2 separate regions of the Homo sapiens genome follow, and region 2 is linked to region 1. A link is a contact called in ENCODE Hi-C data. All regions are on one chromosome and are shown on one strand. Each heading gives the region's core, a stretch centred on a gene start or an enhancer-like site at or near the end of the contact. The rest is flanking DNA. Distances are from core to core; before and after follow the strand shown. Region 1 holds the start of RAD1 (RAD1 checkpoint DNA exonuclease). Region 2 holds the start of OXCT1 (3-oxoacid CoA-transferase 1).

Region 1 (3,429 bases), core at 509-3,008:
CTTATCTCCATTCCTGGATCTAAAACTATCCCTCTGTGACTCTCCCTTGTCTCGTTTTTGTGCCTATCACTACTGCTAAGGTCACTTGGAAAATAGACGAATGACTTGATAATGCATGAGCAACATTAGTTTCAACTTTTATTATGATTTTTTATTGATACGGGGGTCTCACTATGATTACCCAGGCTGGTCTTTAATGCCTGAGCTCAAGCGATCTTCGTGCTTCAGCCTCGGTCTCCTGAGCAGCTGGAAATACAGGTGTGAGCCACCATACCATGCCCCTGCATGAGGACAAGAACCGTGTCTTATTTACCTCTCTATCCCTGAGATCATGCTGTGCACTTACGTGTTAAAAAACGCTTAGTTGAACTTGCAATCCTATCTGAACCACACAAATATTACTTTGGAAGAACAAAAATTCTATTACAACCAGTAAAGGAAAAAAATACTCTTTAGTAATAGCATATCGCAGTGGAAAAAAGAGCATATATTCTGGAAACAAATATTCAGCGTTCTTATCCCAATTCAGCCACTTACCAGCTGTGGGACTGTTGGCAAATCACTTAAAATTGTGCCTCGTTTCCACATATATAAAACGGGAATAATAACAGAACCTACCTTACAGGACTATTGTTAAGATTAAATAAGTTAAACAATAAGAAGACTGTAGCCTAGCCAATAGCCTAGTTTAATAAACTTTAGTCATTACTAACCATTATCTCTGTAAAACAAGATGGGAAAAGAATTTGTTACCGGGAGAGAAAAAAAATTCAAGTAATGACGTTTTGTTCTCTAACTTAAGACTATTATTTATTTATTAAGTTATTTATTATGACTATTGACAAGTTATTATGACTATTAAGTTATTTTGTCTACTGAAACCTTCCGATTTCATTAAATTACATTTAGAGTATCTATGGCACAGGCTTAAAGGCGCCTACTTCCATACCTGAATAAAAGCATTTGCTTGCACACACTTTGCATTTTCCACTGTTACTTTGATACCATTTTTAGTTGCGAAACACGTGGCATGTTCTCGGAAATGAATAGCTTTCAAGATAGTGGAGAGATTCCTAACGTTGTCAAGGCTGGCCACAAGGCTGTACTGATCATCCTCGTCTTGGATCTGTTGGGTCAGAAGGGGCATCGTCCACTGCGCATTCGGCCCCGAGGGATGCTCCTGGGGCCAACAACTTCTCGGCGGATCGCCAAACACCTGAAGGGATTAGACAGTAAAACTCCCATCAGTGCTGGCGAGGTCCGGCGAGCTCCACCTGCGCTGAGAGGTGGAAAGGGGCTGGGAGGCTGAACACGGCTGACCAGGCCGAACCCCACCTATGTCACTTAACTATCTTTGTAATTCTGGAGGAAAATTATCTAAGCTACGGTTTCCTCGTCTCCGTAAGAGGACAATAACGTGAAAAGTTGTGAAGAATGAAGACACGCAACTGACACGGTATCTCCCGGCCAAACAGGAGCTACAAATCCGCGGGGAGTCGGTTTTGTGCAGCCCGCGCCACCAGCCCCGCCTCCAACAAAACAGGCGATGGCGGGGCGGGCCCGGAGTGTCCAGATAATCCTCCAAGAGTCCCAGACAACCCCATTCACCAGCCCGCCCGCGGGACAGCATCGCTTACTAGTCTCGGGGTCCCCGAGTGCGGAAACCCTACCTTTGCGGTGGGGTCTGGACGCCCGAGAGCCCTTCTCAGCAAAGTCCCTGAAGAGGAGCGAGGCGGCTCCGAGGAACCGCGGAGGAAGTGAAGCCAGTCCCGCCACTCTTCAGACCGGCCCTCCACCTCGGCCACCGTCACCACAGAGCTGAAGGAGGCCTAGAGAGCCGCGCGTGCCGCGCCACCGAGACCGGAAGGAGGCGGCACAGACCTGGAGGACGACCGCGGAGCTGAGCGCTTAGAGCCGCCGAACCATAGAGATCGGAAATAGGAGCGAGCGGCAGCGCCGGAAAGGAGGCCAAGAGCGCGGGCGGCGAGGCAAGATGGCGGCAACCAAGAGGAAACGGCGTGGAGGCTTTGCAGTTCAGGCGAAGAAGCCAAAAAGAAACGAAATAGATGCGGAGCCGCCAGCTAAGCGGCACGCCACAGCAGAGGAGGTGGAGGAAGAAGAGAGGGACCGGATCCCAGGCCCCGTTTGCAAGGTAGGAGGGGATGTCCCCGGGCTACACCTGCGGCGGCGGCTCTGTGCGCCTTTTCTTGGGTTACTTACTTGACTACAGCCTTGCTTAATTTCAGAGTAGCCCGGGTGTTAACGGTAGGTCGGTTTTAGCAATTCTCCCGGCCAGACTGGGCACGGAGTTTGCAGCTAATCCTTGTGCACGTGGCCGTCTTCCTGGAGGCGGCGGGTTTTAAAACCTTTACCCGGCCCACGGGGAAGCGACTTACAGGGTGCTCAGATCCAGCGTTCTTTCTTACTAGTTGTTCAGTTGTTTTTTTTTTTTAATGTTTTTGGAGAGTAGTGCTTTTCCTTGGTTATTTCTCGCTATTATTTCTCCAGTGATTAGTATGCCCATATACTGCCATAGTCAGCCACTCTCAGTCAGGGATCCTGAAGTACGTTAGGGGAGCCTTTAAAAAGTTGTTGCCCTTGGGACTGTGACTCTGACTTGTTAACCAGGTCATTAACTCAAGAGATACTGAAAAATAGACTAGGTAGTATGAGCTTTACTTGTATTCAACAGACATTGAATGTGCCATGCACTGTACCAAGTTAGGCTTCCTTTGGGTTTGAGATTGCAAAGATGACTAGAATGTGACCTCTTCCTCCTGAAATGTTGGAGTTTAGGAGGAAACTTAAGAATTCAAATAAGTTGATGGTTTTTATTCAAAAGAAGTGCACACAAGTTGTTAGAATTAGCTTTCATTCAACTAAGAACTCTTCTTAAGCTAGACAGAATACTGTGAACAAGGATTATCTTTGACATTAATTTTTGCGTCCTCCGCACTTAGCATAGTACTCTAGCGCGGAGTAGGTGATAAGTAAATGACCCCGTGTGGTGTGATGGCAAGCTCTAAGAAAGAAGTGAGCTCTGTGGAATGAAAGATAAGTGTAAATTCTAGCCCCGTTATTAACAGCAACATTCTGTGCTCTTTTCTGACCTGCAGATTGGGGGGCAGGGGGAGGGAATATTTACTTTTTATGAAAAATAAGCTGGACTTGTACACTTCCAGTAAATGTTAGTGTTCTCACTCTTCCCTTGAGCTAGGTAGTATCTATAATCTGAGCCATACTTCGATACATTCTATGGAAGTGCAGGAGATATAGATTATTTTTACCCTAGTATAATAAGATAAAGAATCATGAAGGATTTAGCCCGTAAGCTGCATATCAGAGGAAGTGTAGAATTTTGACATTCAAAAAATGAGAGGGAACACTCCAAGGGAGAAAAAAAAACCGATGAAAGACTTTGAAGTAGGG
Region 2 (3,648 bases), core at 500-2,999, 7.0 Mb after region 1:
TCCCGCCACTGCACTCCAGCCTGGGCGACAGAGCGAGACTCCGTCTCAAAAAAAAAAAAACAATAAGGGCACTAAGAGCCACAAGCTAGGGGAATAGTGGAAGGCAGGAGTTAGACCTATGATAATCAAGCCTGACAGGGCTAAGTTTGAACTCTGTATGAACTTTTAATGAGATATAGCAGAACCCCTTATTTGCATCTCGTCCCTCTAAGATGAGGTTTGCTGAGCTTCGGAAATGGTTTAATGATATACTCAAGATGGAAAAGACTTGAAGTGAGTAAATTACAGTTGGGCAAATCAGTAACTGTCAAAAGAAGGAACGTTCCTGACCTCGGCCCAAGGGTATCGCTGTGCTCTGGTTTGTATTAGCTTCAGCACCGCTGCAATCTCACTGAAGGTCAAGTTCCCTTTTAATAATGCTTTATATATCCAAGTCTATCTGCAGTTATAAAAATGCTTCCTAAGAGGCATTTAAGAGTAAAATGGTCCAGTTCTGAACCATTCCCTAGCACCTACCGAAGGAGCTCAGTGGCTCCTCTGTGTTCTCAGCGGTCAGGGATTGGATGCAGGAAAGAGCAATGGGGCCAGGCAGGCACGCTTCAGGAGTAAGCACCGTGTGCATGGCACGCTGTCAAGCTCAGACCTATTACTGAATACCAAGGAAGAGGCTCCCGCGATTGAGACGGCGGGGATAAAGCCACCCTCCTGGACCTGGCGCTCTGGTCCTGTAATTCGCTCCTAGGGCTCCAGACAGGGGTGGGCTTACAAGCGAGGACAGTGCATAAGGCAAAACCACAAGTCAGTCCACGGTGGGAATGCCTCCGGATACCACTCGGTGGAGAGTCGGCAGTGGGGCACAAAAAGGATTTCAAAGGGCTCTGAAAACCGAAAGCCCCTAACCCGGATACGAGGGGCCTCGAGAGAAAGGTTTGTCCTCCCCTGCAGCCCAGGCGCGGGCCAGGGACACACCTCGGATGGTTTCCCAGCTTGGCCGGCAAGACGCCCTGGCGAGCGCTCCAGTCTACGGGGCAGCAGAGCCAAATAGGGAGGAGAGGATGGGAGCGGCATTCCACACCCGCCGCACCCGGCATCCAGCCCCGGTGAACTCGAGCAGAGCCATGGCTAACCCAGCCTCAGGTTCTGGGCCTCTAGAGGTTCCTCTGCCCAGAGATCCAACATCGGGGGCGCAAACCTACCCGCTGTTGCCTCACTCCTAAACCTCCATATACTGGCGCCCTCCTCCCCCCGTTCAGACCCTCAGAGTCCCTATCCAAGGGCGGGTGCCAGGAGGGAAGCCGACGAGCGCCAAAGGGCTCGGGAGCGCTGCCAGGAGTCCTCCCGCCCCTTCTCAGCCTCTCCGCGCGCTTCTTTATCGCGTCTCGCTCCATCAGGGAAGCGACTGCAGAACCAAGCAAAGGCGGTCATCCGAGGGGCCGGCGAGGCCAGGAACGCGTCGCCGCGTGTCCGTGACCAGGGCACCGCGCCACGGATGCCAGATCCCAGGCTGGAGAGAGCGGGTAGGGGCAGAGAAGAAAACGCGGGCACCACTCAGGGTTTGGTCCACGTTCTTCCTGCCCATGGCCTTCCTCTTCCCCCGCACTTTACCTTGTACCAGGTTGCCCCAGATCCGCGGGCAGAGGCGCAGAGCCGAAGCCCGGAGGAGAGGAGTTTGAGAGCCGCCATCTTCGGGCGGTGAGGCAGGAGGAGGCTGCGGGTTGGAGCGCGCGTTTGAGCGTCGGTGCGCGACTGCGAAGGAAACCCGGGCGGGCTGGAGGCTCGACAGCGCGTCGATGACGTCCTCCCGGCCTTTCGAGCCGCACGCCACCGGCGCGCTGCTGGCTGCTGCTTTTAAAAGAAGTGAGGCTGGGCGGGGCCCCGGCGGGGAGAAGAGGCTCTGTGCAGCCGGGGCGGATCGCGGGGAAGTTCCTCTCAGCGCCTCAGGTGTCTGGGCGTGTGCAGCTGTGTTGGCGCACACTTGCCGCTACAGCCCTTCTGTCAGCCCTTTAGCTTCGATGGGGCGCTGGTGGCCGCCTCCCCCTAGGTTGTGGATGAGTCTTGGCCTAGGGTTCAGGGCCCTCCGGCCGCGGGAGGATCTCCCGCCAAGCTTGTTGCTTTTCCAAGTTAGTGCCTGGCGTGTGTGTGGGCTGCATAGGGGCACCCCTCGAGGCCCCCTTCTCTTCTCCCGCCTGGACTGCGTTCACGTTTCTAACATTTCTCAGCCCCTTCTCCCCACATCTGGCCTTGGCTTACATAGAGTAAGTTTGCTGTGAGCACTTGCCTCGAACTGTCGGTCAAGAGGTGTGAGCAACAAGGCTTGCAGAGGAACAAGATTAAGACTGGACCTCTGTGACCTGAGTTTAGCACACCTTTTCTTCCCCATCATCCAAGTTTGCGAATTTCGGGCTCTTTCTCGCACTGGAGTCCCAGCAACCCCAGAGATTACTAAAGATGCAACCATAAAAGCAGTATATTGCTTTAACCTTAGGCAAGTTAGATAACTTCCCTAAGCCTCAGTGTCCTCATCTGCAAATTAGGATTGCTTGTGATACAACGTCATAACGTTTCTATGAGTTAATTCATGCAAAGTTTATGGCCTTATTATGAGGAGTCAATAAATGTTAGGCATTATTATAAGTTTATTCCATTGTAGCAGTTCATTGACATGGCACGTACATATTCGCCAAGCCTTGTCTTTTGACCAACTCCTTGAGGACATGAGCCACGACTGATTTCTCCAGAACTGTCTTTGCACTTAGCAGAGTGGAAAGACCAAGTGGAAGCTCAATAGCATTTTATTTGATTAAGGCCTGACCAAGTTCTGAGAATGTGATGTTAGTTTTGAACCAAAGCAAAGCACACAAAAATTAAATGAGATCTTAGCTTCCTTAGCAAATACAGTAAGGTAATGAACAGTGAAGATGCAGTTCAAAGTTTGTCCATAAAATCATTTGCCCTTTCATGGTATTCTTTTAACTCTGAACTTTTTTTTTTCCTGTAAATATTATAATTTTAGTCAAAATCAGTTAAGGAGTAAGATACCAAGTTAGACTATTCAATTACACTGGAGAAATTAACTTATTGCTAGTTGGTATTTCAACACATTTTAAGAAGTTGGATTGGGGGGAAATTCAAGTACTGTAACTAAAGTCCCATAACTAGTGATAATTTAGCATATAGCAGCTGTTGTACCTTTAACTTACACAATGTGAAAAAAACTAGCATTCCAATTGAGTCTGCTTTTCCACTTTTGCCCATTGCGATTGGGTCTGCTTTTCCACTTTTGCCCTTCCACAGGGCACATGAAATGGAAAAACTGCATTGGCAACTTTGCCGGTGGTCATATGACTGACTCTTGGCTGGTCTCACTTTGTTGCTCTTGGCTGAGGAAGACACATTTTAAATGTTGCATGCTATGTGACTAAGTCTCCTGAGAAAATCACCCTAATTACTGTATGGTCAAAACACACTGTACTGTATTTTTGATGACTGTGACTTCATTTTATACTTTTTAAATAATGTGCAAGTCTCTTCAACTTGAATAAATTAGATTACAAATTACAAAAAAAGTTCTTATGTGCTGATTTCACTTCTAGTTACACAAAGGCACTTCAATTTTAATTGGTGTGCAAAATTTTACTTCTTTTAAAT

Evidence for each region. A loop is a pair of places that touch in the nucleus more often than their neighbours do. Pooled maps may share reads with other maps.
Region 2: a pooled map shows a loop between it and region 1 (9-fold over the local background). The contact joins the promoter of OXCT1 here to the promoter of RAD1 in region 1. A Hi-C loop is called at or near these places in 4 of 50 pooled maps.

Annotation. Positions count from the first base shown.
Region 1 is chr5:34,913,746-34,917,174 of GRCh38, forward strand. It overlaps RAD1 (RAD1 checkpoint DNA exonuclease), which reads right to left and starts at 1,759. Exons shown (of 6, transcript NM_002853.4): 1 at 1,671-1,759; 2 at 950-1,216. The coding sequence starts at 1,147. BRIX1 (biogenesis of ribosomes BRX1) reads left to right here and starts at 1,966. Exons shown (of 10, transcript NM_018321.4): 1 at 1,966-2,152. The coding sequence starts at 1,994. It also overlaps a transcript of TTC23L not described here. RefSeq lists enhancers at 1,343-1,948, 1,395-1,454, 1,475-2,374, 1,949-2,554.
Region 2 is chr5:41,868,676-41,872,323 of GRCh38, forward strand. OXCT1 (3-oxoacid CoA-transferase 1) reads right to left here and starts at 1,750. Exons shown (of 17, transcript NM_000436.4): 1 at 1,606-1,750. The coding sequence starts at 1,683. OXCT1-AS1 (OXCT1 antisense RNA 1) reads left to right here and starts at 1,355. Exons shown (of 3, transcript NR_046635.1): 1 at 1,355-1,517; 2 at 1,616-1,707; 3 at 2,091-3,566. It overlaps LOC102723752 (a long non-coding RNA gene), which reads left to right. Exons shown (of 3, transcript XR_925956.4): 1 at 1-927. RefSeq lists enhancers at 1,387-1,466, 2,297-2,346.